Linked DNA regions of Homo sapiens: region 1 is linked to region 2. A link is a loop called in an ENCODE intact Hi-C map of the cell type or tissue named here. Cell type or tissue: heart left ventricle. All regions are shown on one strand. Each heading gives the region's core, and the rest is flanking DNA. Links, peaks and the distances in the headings are about the cores only.

What was found. Peaks named below come from ENCODE experiments on the same cell type or tissue, not always from the same donor. Only the 100,000 strongest peaks of a DNase experiment are listed, where the experiment ranks them.
Region 1: it touches region 2 in a loop (1.9-fold over the local background); 3 of 110 quality-filtered maps call a loop at or near these places.

The regions. Positions count from the first base shown.
Region 1 is chr15:39,495,585-39,500,965 of GRCh38, reverse strand. No RefSeq gene overlaps it. Among named protein-coding and RNA genes, the nearest start is that of THBS1, 83 kb to the left of the region's middle. In heart left ventricle, for the core only: no CTCF peak of the experiment used is centred there; a DNase peak (open chromatin) is centred at 3,285.
Region 2 is chr15:39,352,348-39,357,728 of GRCh38, reverse strand. All of the region lies in intron 1 of LOC105370777 (a long non-coding RNA gene), which reads left to right. Among named protein-coding and RNA genes, the nearest start is that of LINC02915, 100 kb to the right of the region's middle. In heart left ventricle, for the core only: no CTCF peak of the experiment used is centred there; no DNase peak of the experiment used is centred there.

The DNA.
Region 1 (5,381 bases), core at 173-5,172, 140 kb before region 2:
ATCTAAGTCTAAAAAGCCATTCTGGCAGAGGTTAAACTGGTACTTTTCTAGGAATTTTGACTGTTCAAGTTGTGAGTTTCAGATTTGGTCACAATCTAAACGTTTGAACAATAATGGTGATTAAAATAATTTTAGTATTGATTGGGGAATTTTGGGATAATCTTTATAAAAATCAAAGTTACAAAAACCCTAATCCTCACCGAAATGTAATTTTACCAATGAAGACACTGGAAGTCAGGGAAGGGGAGGGATTCACCATGTTAGAAAGTGCGAAACTGGGTTTGCAGCCTCAGATTGGGGGACAGGACAGCTCTTTTCAAGACTGTCTAATGCCCCTCTGCCAGCCAGCCACCATTTGCCTTGAATGCTTGTTAGAGGAAAGGTATGAATAAGGTAATACAGTGTTAATATATAGATTAAACATTTTTAGAATTGCACTATAGCCCACAGTTTTCAACGTGTTTTTATTTCATGTATCTTATTTGTTCTTCCCCGCTAAGCCACTATATCCCTATTTTAGAAGAAAGTTCCTATCTTATAGGGAGCTCTGGAGGTGACTTGCCTGAGGCCACACTGACAGCAAAGGGCAGAGAGTAGACTCAGATCTCACACCACACTGGGTCCCTCTTCTCTCTCTGTTATATCAGACTATCCTTCCCCGTGACAAGCATTATGGAGACAATGACAAAAATTGGTCTGCTCCAAAGTCTTCCCTCCCTATGTCCACAACCCTTGCAACATAACTTTGCTGCTCTCCTGTTAAGTGGTAGAGCCTCTCTCCCCACATTGATTCCAGCTGGCCTTGGGACTTGCTTTGTCCGATAGAATGTGTTGGAAGTGAGGTTCTGGGGCTTCCGTGCTCAGACCTTAAAGAGGCCTTGCATCTTCCACTTTCCCTCTTGGATCCCAACCATCATGTACAGAAGTCCAGGCAATTCTGCTGGAGGGGGAGGCCACATGGAGAGAGAGGCTCTCCAGCTAACAGCCAGCACCATGGCCCAGGCGTGCGAGTGAGACCTTCTTAGATTCTCCAGCCCCAGCTTAGCTGCCTTGGCCAACACCATGTGCAACACAGATGAGCTGTTCCTGTTGAGCATTGCCCAAATTCCTAACCTTCAAGACGTTTATGCAATAAAATGGTTGCATTTTAAGCACGTTGGGGGTAGTTTGTTACACAGTAATTGATAACAGATACACACTGGTTTTAGTACCATGATACTGTAGAGTAACCAAGCTATATACTCTTCCTTCTAAAACTGGTCAGTTTATGTCTCTGTTTGCTAATTTTGTTCATATTATTAATATCCAAGGACCTAGGACAGACCAGATGAAAATGGAAACTGAGATACATTTAGGGAGGATGCTACTTTATTTTTGGATTATTCTCTTAACTCCATCCTAGCCCAAACCCTAGCCCTTGCCCTAAATCTAGCCATAGCCCTGACCACTACTCCTGCTGTGTCCTATCCAACCAAAGTCATTTTTCATGACTGGTTGAACTCAGGACAGACAGGCAAAAAAAACCAAACAAGATTATCTGGACGCTCATCTCTGGATGCTTTAGGGTATCTGGAATATGGGGTTGGAGGAAGGCCCAGGGTGAGGTAAGGGAGAGAGAAATGTCAGATTCACTACTTACTGTTAGCTGACTGTGTGTTCTCAGACAAGTTCATTACCACATTGAGCCCTGGATGCCTCATTTGGAAAATAAGCCAGTTGGAGTGTTCATTTTCAAGTTCATTTTAAAGTACAAGGTACAAGCTCTGGGAGATCTACCCCACCTTGTTCTAGAGCCTTGTGATTCTGAAAAGCTCCACCAAAGTTTTCAGACAAGTTCTTCCAGGCTAGTGGGGTACTATGGGTCTTGACAACTCCCTTGTGGCATCACCTTGAGAAAGGAAAGCATGTTCTAAGTTGATGAGGGACAGTTTTCAGGCAGGATTATTTGGAAAATGTTTATTCAGAAGAAATTGGAAGCTCCTCAAAAATGTAGATGGAAAAACTGCAGCCCAGCCCAGCCCAGCCTGGAGCACATCTATACATACTGAGCTGAAATATGCTCTTTCTCCCCTGCCAATCACACAGCCAAGTAGGAGGCCCCTTGTTTTCTTCCTCAAAGAGAAATTCCTGGACACAAGAACTGCTGCGTTATTTCAGAATGTCATCATTTCTCAGTTGTTTTGTCCTGGACTGTTTATCCAGTAATGGTGGGTTATTGCTGTCTCCCGTGGGGCCTGAAACAGCTTCCCGCTAAGGACCCCTGGGGCTGTTGCGAGGGACTGTCCTTGGCACATGCTGGGAAGGGAAATGAGGCCCTCAAAGGTCTTCCCTCCACAGCCCCTCTTTCTGTTTTATCCCGAGTTATGGCACACATTGTTACCTCTGCATAGGAGCTGGCAGCAGGAAAGTACCTCAAGCAATTATCCCAGCCAAACCCCTACTCACAAGCTGGGTGAGGCTGGAGCCATCAGAAAGCATCTTCTTTTAAAAAGAAGGCTTTGCAGCTTTTTGCGGGTGTTACCAAACCCAGTATGATTCTCATGCAATTATGGACATTTTTCTTTAGGTCTGATTCAAATCCACCTAGTTGCAAGGTAAGTCAGTGTCTATTGCCTCATGTTCAGGAATGATGGTGCAAAGTTGCCTCTCCTCCTCTTCCTGTGTTATCTACAGTGGCTACAAGAGACTCTTGGGTAGGAAGATGGGGGTCAGAAGTAGATTTCATTCTAGCTGATTTTATTTTTTTTATGTTTATTTTTGCCAGTGCTGTCCCATGTCTATGATCAATGTTACTTACACAGCTCTGGATTTGGGTGGGTCCTTTGAAAGAACAACTGGTGACTCAAATGGTTGTGGAGGCTTTCCCTGAGTGTACAGCTTAGCAGAGAGAGAGAGAGAGCTTCACAGATCCTGGTGTGTAGAGCAGGAGGTCACAGCTTTCTAGTAGCACTCAATGCTGTTTCCCAAACCACGTGTGCCCATCTGCAAATTTGGAAGATAAGCCCAATTCAGAGTTGAGGTAGATAGCAGTTGCACTCACGCTGCACCCCTACTGCCCACATCCTCTGGCAATATGACTCTATAGGAGATGTATGATAATGAGGCCTCTTTGCCAGTTACCAGCTTATTACTGCTCAGCTCCAAATCCACTGCTCGTGGCCTTGCTTGTCATATTGGAACATTTCTCCACTGCCAGCTGGCAGAGCATTGGAGGGACCCTGGGGGACCTTCTCCCTGGTTCTGATGTTCTGCTTTCGGCCTGCTCCCGAGGCGTGTAGTGGCCAGCAGTGCATGGACACCCACTGGTGCTTATCCCAGCTTGCCAGTGCAGGTGTGTGGTTCTCTGATCGGTAGCATCTCAGCAGGAGGGGAGGTTTCCCTCTTGTGCTTTGCTGCTCTGCTGCCTGCTGCCCCGTTCTGGCCAACAGCTTCCCTGCCATCCATGTGCTGCAGTCATGCCCTCTCCAAGGAGGTCTGAATCCCAGCCTAGGGGGCAGGGTCTCCCCTTCCAAGTTTGTTTCTTAGGTTCTTTCTCTCAGATCTGGGGTATTCTTTAGAGCTCTTTTTAAATTCCCTTTTCTTAGCTAATTTCCCATTAATAGTTCTTTGTAATCAACCTTTTCAGTTCACATTGCTGTGTGCTTTCTGTCTCCACATGGGCCCCTGACTGCTACACCCTTTTACCAAGGTCGTCTCATTTAATCCTAACAATATCCTTATGAGGTAGGTATTATCAGTAGCTTTATTTTACAGGTGAGTAAACTGAAGCTTAGGTGGCAGTCCTGAGCTGCCCATCCAAGTTCCTGACTTCAGAGAAAATGATGTGGAGACCAATATAGGTTCTTTCCCAGTTTCCCAAAGAAATTTCCAAAAATCCCTAAGCTAGTCACCTTCTTATTGGCTTCAGTTTCTTTATTTACAAAATTGGCATTTTTGTCCCCAGATAACTCCAAGGACCTTTGAGAAACCTTGGAGGAGAGCTGCAGATGGTATTTCTAAATCTGTTCATGAGACTGAGTGAAAAAAAACATTCTAAGCTGAGATACGAGGTCTTGCCAGGCTTATTGTGTCTTTCTTTGCTTTGCCCATTCCCGAGGGGTCTGAGCCTTCTGACTCTTCTCTGATGACCACCACATGTACCCAAATAGACATCCATGCCTTTGAAAGGGACTCTGGAATAAAAGCCTCAGGCTGTAATTTTGGAATCCTGTGTTTCCTGTCTTCTCTCCATCCAGACTCAAGTGACGTTGTAGGAGCTGCCGGATTGTCCTTTAATTAGGTGAGAGTTCCCTGGCTGCACCTCTGCCAGGGCAGGGTCTGCTGGATGGAGCTATCTCCAGCCCAGCTGGGGGAGTAGTAGTGTTTAGGACACATTGATGGTGCCTTGGGGCGAGTATGTTCCATGGCTTTTGGTTGGGAGAGAGCCCAAGCAAAAGAAAACCTGAAAAAGGCAAAGAATATTGGTTAAATCCATTCTTTTGATGATAAGAGATTGATTCTTTTCTCCCAAAAGAAATGGAGCTTCTTTTGGAAGAAACAAGAACAAGAGGTTTATTTTCTCTTGAGGGAGGCATTTGGAATTTCAGCATCTATGTTTTCTGCAGAGGAAGGGAAGTCCTTGAAATACTGTAGGGCTAAAGTCATGAAAATATTTTCACCATGCAGTGTGGAATTTGAAAATGTGCCGGGTTTGTCTTCTGATTGCACCGGAAGGAGCAGGCTTTCTCTCTTGCTGTGTGGTCTCTGGCAGCTGGGCTCCTGGGTGAGAAATAGGAGGCTGGTGCCTTAGGAGCCTCTGTGTGCCACACAGAGGCTTTCAGGGTGTTGACCTGGAGCAGACAAGAGGCTCAGCCTCAAATTCTTGCCCTGTCACATACTAATTGTGTGATTCCAGGCAAGTTATTTCATGTCTTTGGGTGCTGGCTTCCTCATGTATAACACGTGGCAATAATACCTGCCTTCAAAAGTTGTGAACATTAAGAGAGGTGACAGCTCGTGGGGTGGCACTTCGTGGCTATTCCACCAGCAATAGCAAAGAGTAAATAGCTTAGCTGAGGTGTGTCTTGAAGAATGGGGTCCAGTGTAGTGATTTGCCAGCAATGTTTCCCAATTAATAAAGAATGAAGGGTGGATGACTAATGAAACCATGTTATTTTCATCAACTTGGATGGAACTGGAGGTCATTAAGTGGAATAAGCCAGGTGCAAAAAGACCAACATCACATATTCTCACTAAAAAATCTGGTCACATGGAGGTTGAGAGTGGAAAGATAGAGAACAGATACTAGGAAGGGTGGGTGTGAGGGTTGGGGGAGGATGAAGAAAAGTGAGTTAAAGGGTGCAAACATACAGCTAGATAGAAGGAACAAATTAGATGTTTAA
Region 2 (5,381 bases), core at 220-5,219:
AGGGCTGTCCCCTGTTCTAAGCAAGTGGAATGGGGCGTGGAGAGAAGTAAGGTTTGTTGTGGTTGTGTAATACAGTAGCACAGGATTACAGGGAAATGACTTTTTCTAGTGAGATCCTGAGACCTTACTTATGAAGTCTCAGGTACCCATTTTGTGCGGCTTCACTGAGTATCATCTTGATGGAATGGTGTGGTCTGGAGAGCCTCAAAATTATTTAAATGTTGGCCTTCCTAACTTATCCCATCTCAAATAGAAAATGGATATATGCCAACTACACAATATATTCATTTGGACTCAATACAATAATCAGGATATTAGGATAAAGCTTTTACATTTCAAAAGTTGCTTTCACTTATGGTATCCTGTTACATTTTTAAAACAAGTCTGTGCTGGGGAGGTATTAACCTTTCTCAGACAAAGAAACTGAAGCACAGAGATGTAAAGTTACTTTTCTAAAGCCACAGAGCTAGAAAATGGCCAAGCAGGACTTGAATCTAAGTTCACTATTCTGCTGTGCCATGCCTCTGATTGCCTGCCATGTGAAATGCTATTTGTGGTTTTGCATTTTGTTCAATTTTCCATTACAACTATGTTAACAAAAGAATGTTAGCGTCCAGGTTTATAGAAAATTACCATATCCAAATTCTCTGCTAGAAGTTGAGGGAGATTCCTAATTAATTTTTCTTCTGCTACACTTGTGGCTGGGGGGCAAAGAGTATGCATTTGGGAGGAATTTTCTCAGTGTTCTAGGCTGAACGAGTAAATTCTAAGGTTTGGTGACCTTACATGTTGAAAATCATTGCTAGATCAATTATTTAAATTTAGTAGGTTTTAGGGGGCATCTTCTGAGATCCATTTAAGACAGTTTCTTGTCAGTTTTGTGAGAATTCATTTGACTTTCTGTTAAACTTCTTCCAACCGTGACAGAGTGGCCAGTTCCTGGCTAAGCAGAGTGGTCAGACTGGGTTTAGCTCATCTCTGGGTTATTGGTATAGTTGGAGGGAACACGGCTCAGAACAGAATGTGAGAAGAGAGCTCCACATGGTTCCACTTCGAGACGGTTTATTTGGGGATTAGAATGAGCCTCATTCCATGTTACCCTCCCTAGTTCCATAATCTCAAAGTCCATTTGAAACTCAGAAATAGACTCAGAAACAGATATTTTTGAGGATTAGAAGAGGCTTAATGGAGACATAATCATCTTCAATTTGGCCTAGATCACACATGTTAAAGATGGAAATAATAGATGAAAGAATGATTGGGTGATTAAAAACCAATGTTGGCCTATTGTGTGGCATTACAAACGAAATTCCCCCAAATACTTATTCCATGGGCTATGGTTTCATATCGATGGATACTGATGATGAATACAATTGGACAATTATTTTTCTTTTTGATCCAATAGCTGATTTTGGATAAATGGCTCTCACAGAAACAGGTAAGAAGCAATCTTTTTTCAAATTTCCTGTGTTTAAAGCTTTGGCAGAGTCGTCACTAACCCTGACATTCAAGTCCCCTAAAATCATTTTGCTTGCTATGGGGTACTTTTTAGAAGACAAGATTTCAGAAGGCTGACAAATTGGTTCCATATATCTGAGGAGTCTGCATTCATATTTTTAAGAGGGTTGTATGAATGTTAAGGCATCTCAGAGTTGTCCTGCCAGAAAGCTGGCAAGGTCGGGGGAGTAAGTTGATGCTTTTCAATTCAGTTAACAGTAATTCAGTATCAGTTATGTGTCTGGATCTCTGTTAGGTGATTTGACATTTCATTTTCTCATTTCTTGTTGGTATTTTGAATGATATCACTGCTTCCATTTCATAGAGTAAGAATGTATTAGGCCGTTCTTGTGTTGCTATAAAGAAAAACCTGAGACTGGGTAATTTATACAGAAAAGAGGTTTAATTAGTTCACAGTTCTGTAGGCTGTACAAGCATGGCACCAACATTGCTAGACTTTTGGGGAGGCCTCAGGGAACTTTTACTTGTGGCAAAAGGCAAAGCAGGAACAGGCATATCACATGGTGAAAGCAGGAGCAAGAGAGAGAGAGTTGGTGGGGAGGTGCCGTATACTTTTAAACAAGCAGATCTTCTGAGAACTCCCTCACTAATGTGAAGACGGCAGCAAGTCATGAGGGATCCACCCCCATGATTCAAGTACCTCCCACCAGGCCCCACATCTAGCACTGGGAATTACATTTCAACATGAGATTTGGGTGGGGACAAATAAACTATATCAAAGAACAAAGAGGCTCAGCGATGCGTCCTTCCTGGCATAGCTTATAAGTGGCAGAGGCAGGATTCAAATCCAGCCTTCGGACATGAAGCCATCTATACTCTCTGTTACACCCCTGTGGGCACACAAGTCAGGGGACTCTACAAGGTTTCAGGCCAAATGAGCTCTAAGTCACTAGAGAAACCTTATTTCTTCCAAAATTATTTTTCTAGGCTGAAGAATAAGCATCTTTAGAATTTCTGCATCATGGCATTCTTTTTCTATAAAACAGACTTCTGATGCAAGGCCTGGGAAACAGGTTTACAGGTCTTTACCTTTATAATCAGGGGAATTCAAGTCACTGCCAAGTATGATCTAAAATGCTCCCCAAGGGATGCTTGTAGAGAAAAAATAGAACCATTTGTTTATTTAATTTATCCAAGCAGAAAATGAAATTGGGAAGCATTTTACAAAGCAGTTTTAGGGTATAGGAAGACTTTGTATGTGATTCAAATAGCCAAATAAGGTGGGGGGAAAAAGAGTTAACTCTGGGAGGGGAAGTCTAAGAAACCAAAAAAGCAGTCATCATATGCTCCCTGGTTCAGCAATGGACTATGTTTACATGGTCATAATAATGATGATAAAACTCTATTAGGAAGATGTGTGTAGAAATGAAGGTGGGGAGGTGACATGTGGGTCCCTGAAGTGGCTGCTTTAATCCAAAGGACTTGGACTGTGAGTATGGTTTTTGGGTAAAATCTCACCCTCAAAGAGTCAACAGCCTAGTCTCTACCTGGCTCAGGAGAATTATTCTCCTTTATTTTTTAATACTCTTCAAGGCCATTTAATTCTTAGAAAAGGTTCTATAATTTTTAACTTACGCTCTGAAGCTAGAAAAATGCCTCTAATTTCCCTACAACTTCCATTTTCAAAAACTAACCAGAGATATTACTATAAAGTTTGTCATTTGTTTATAAAATAATACTAGATCTTTAATTATTAAAATGGGTACAAAGTCCAATTTTACAAATATGCTGGTTCTGATGAACTTTTCTGATGGAAATTTGAACCATGAAGTAGCCAGGACAGTGACGGGAGACATGGCCTCTGCACAGGCAGGTCACTTCCTCTTTCCTGGACTAATTTACTCATTGGAGGAGCAGAGGAGCTGAACTGAAAAACTTTACAGATCTTTCCAGCATCACAATTTACGGTGGTGGAAATGGAGACCCCCCTCCATGTTTCTGCAGGCCCAGTTCCCTGAGTGCCCGCTTAGTACACTTCTGTGGGGAGTACACTCTGGTCCTGGCAGCTCCCAGCCAGCAGGACAGGGATTCCTCCGAGGGCCTGTGAGGAGGAGGTATCCCATGAAAGTGGAGCTGGGTTCCTACCGCAGATGTGAAGGATGCTTGTTGTCCTAGCAGGCCAGCCTCTGGGGCAGCACTTTTCTGGAGAACAGTCTTCCTTGTTATCAGGAAAAAGAGGCTAATGATATCCTTATGTGTTCATACTTGGCTTCCACCTGGATAAGTGAGTGATCCAGCTTGCTGAGAGTGTTTACAGTCCACAGAGACAAAAGAGTTTTTGGAGCCTGAGGTGAACACAAAATGGCAAAAGGCAAAGGTTTTCAGAATTCCATGGTCAAATCTGGGGCTAACAGATGCAGCCAGGAATGCTTCCACCTACCAAGCTGAGGATCTCACGGTTTCTCAGCTCAATTCTTTCGACTGCTTGCATCCCAGCAAAGGCTCAAAGAAGCAATGTGGTCTATTGGTATCGAGGACTCTGGTGCTGTGCTGGCCCCAAGGCCCCCGAGCCTGCCATCATTTGAACTCTTTGGCTAATTTTGTTACTGCTTTCAAACTGTTTAACCCGAGGAGAGGGCTCCCTCTGGCGCTGTCTCCTGAGGCCTTGGAGAGCTGTGTCCCTCTCAGTTGTGGTGTTGATTTTCTACAAGTGATTGAGAGCTGGTGTTTTGGTTTGCAGGGTCATCCCTCAGCGGTAGGAGAAGACAGGTGAGAGCCGGGGAGGCCACTCCTACCTGCGGTTCTAGAACCAACCATCCTGACGAAGGACTCTATTTAACTTGCTTCTTATCTTTCACATCCACCATTTTCCTCTCCTTATCCTTCCCGTGCGAACTTCATTAAAACAGGACGACTTCCTGTCCCCAAATGCCCTCAGCATTTCCCACGTTAGAACCTTTGCTCAGGTAGCCTCTGTGCCTGGAATGCCTGGAATTTCGTCCTCTGATTTCAAAGTCTCTGATTCCCTCCAAATTTTAACTCTTTTTTTGTTTTGTTTTGAGACAGAGTCTTGCTCTGTCACCCAGGCTGGAGTGCAGTGGCGCGATCTTGGTTCAGTGCAACCTCTGCCTCCTGGGTTCAAGCGATTCTCCTGATTCAGTCTCCCAAGTAGCTCCAAATTACAGGCATGTGCCACCATGCCCAGCTAATTTTTGTATTTTTATTAGAGAGGGGTTTCACCATGCTGGCTAGGCTGGTCTCGAACTCCTTACCTCAGGTGATCTGCCCACCTTGGCCTCCCAAAGTGCTGGGATTACAGATGTGAGCCATTAACTCTTCATGGAGGTTTAGTGCTTCAGGCTATTGGAGCTTGTGTCAGGCAGCTGGCCTGATGTCTTGTGCCTCTCTGCTTGGGCCCTATGTTGGCTTCTAGCAGTCCCTCAAAAGAACCACATTAATTCCTACCTTTTGTGACAGGTCCTTTATTTTATACATGCCATTCTCCCTGCCTGAATGCCCTACCCTCACCATCCCCACCACACCCCTTTTGCCTGGGAAATGATGGCTTGTCCTTCACTTCTTAGTGTCAAGGTCACTTTCTCAGGGAAGTCTCCTCTGAAGCCCCATCCTCCAGCTCTGTGCTTTCATAGGACCCTGTACTTCCCTTCATTGCATTTATTAGTATTTTAATGAATTACTTAATTTTGTGCCTGTCTGCTTGATGACTATGTCCCAGACTAGATTAAGCTTCATAAAGACAGTAGTATATTTTTCATGGTCTTCCCTGAATTCTCAGTTCCCAGTGTTTAACGTGTAGTAGATGGTCAGTAATTTCTCCCTCAATTAATGGATGTTAAATTGTGTATCTCCTATTTGAGTCTGAGTTCCTTCACAGCAGGTGATGGCTTCTGCTGCCGGGGCCA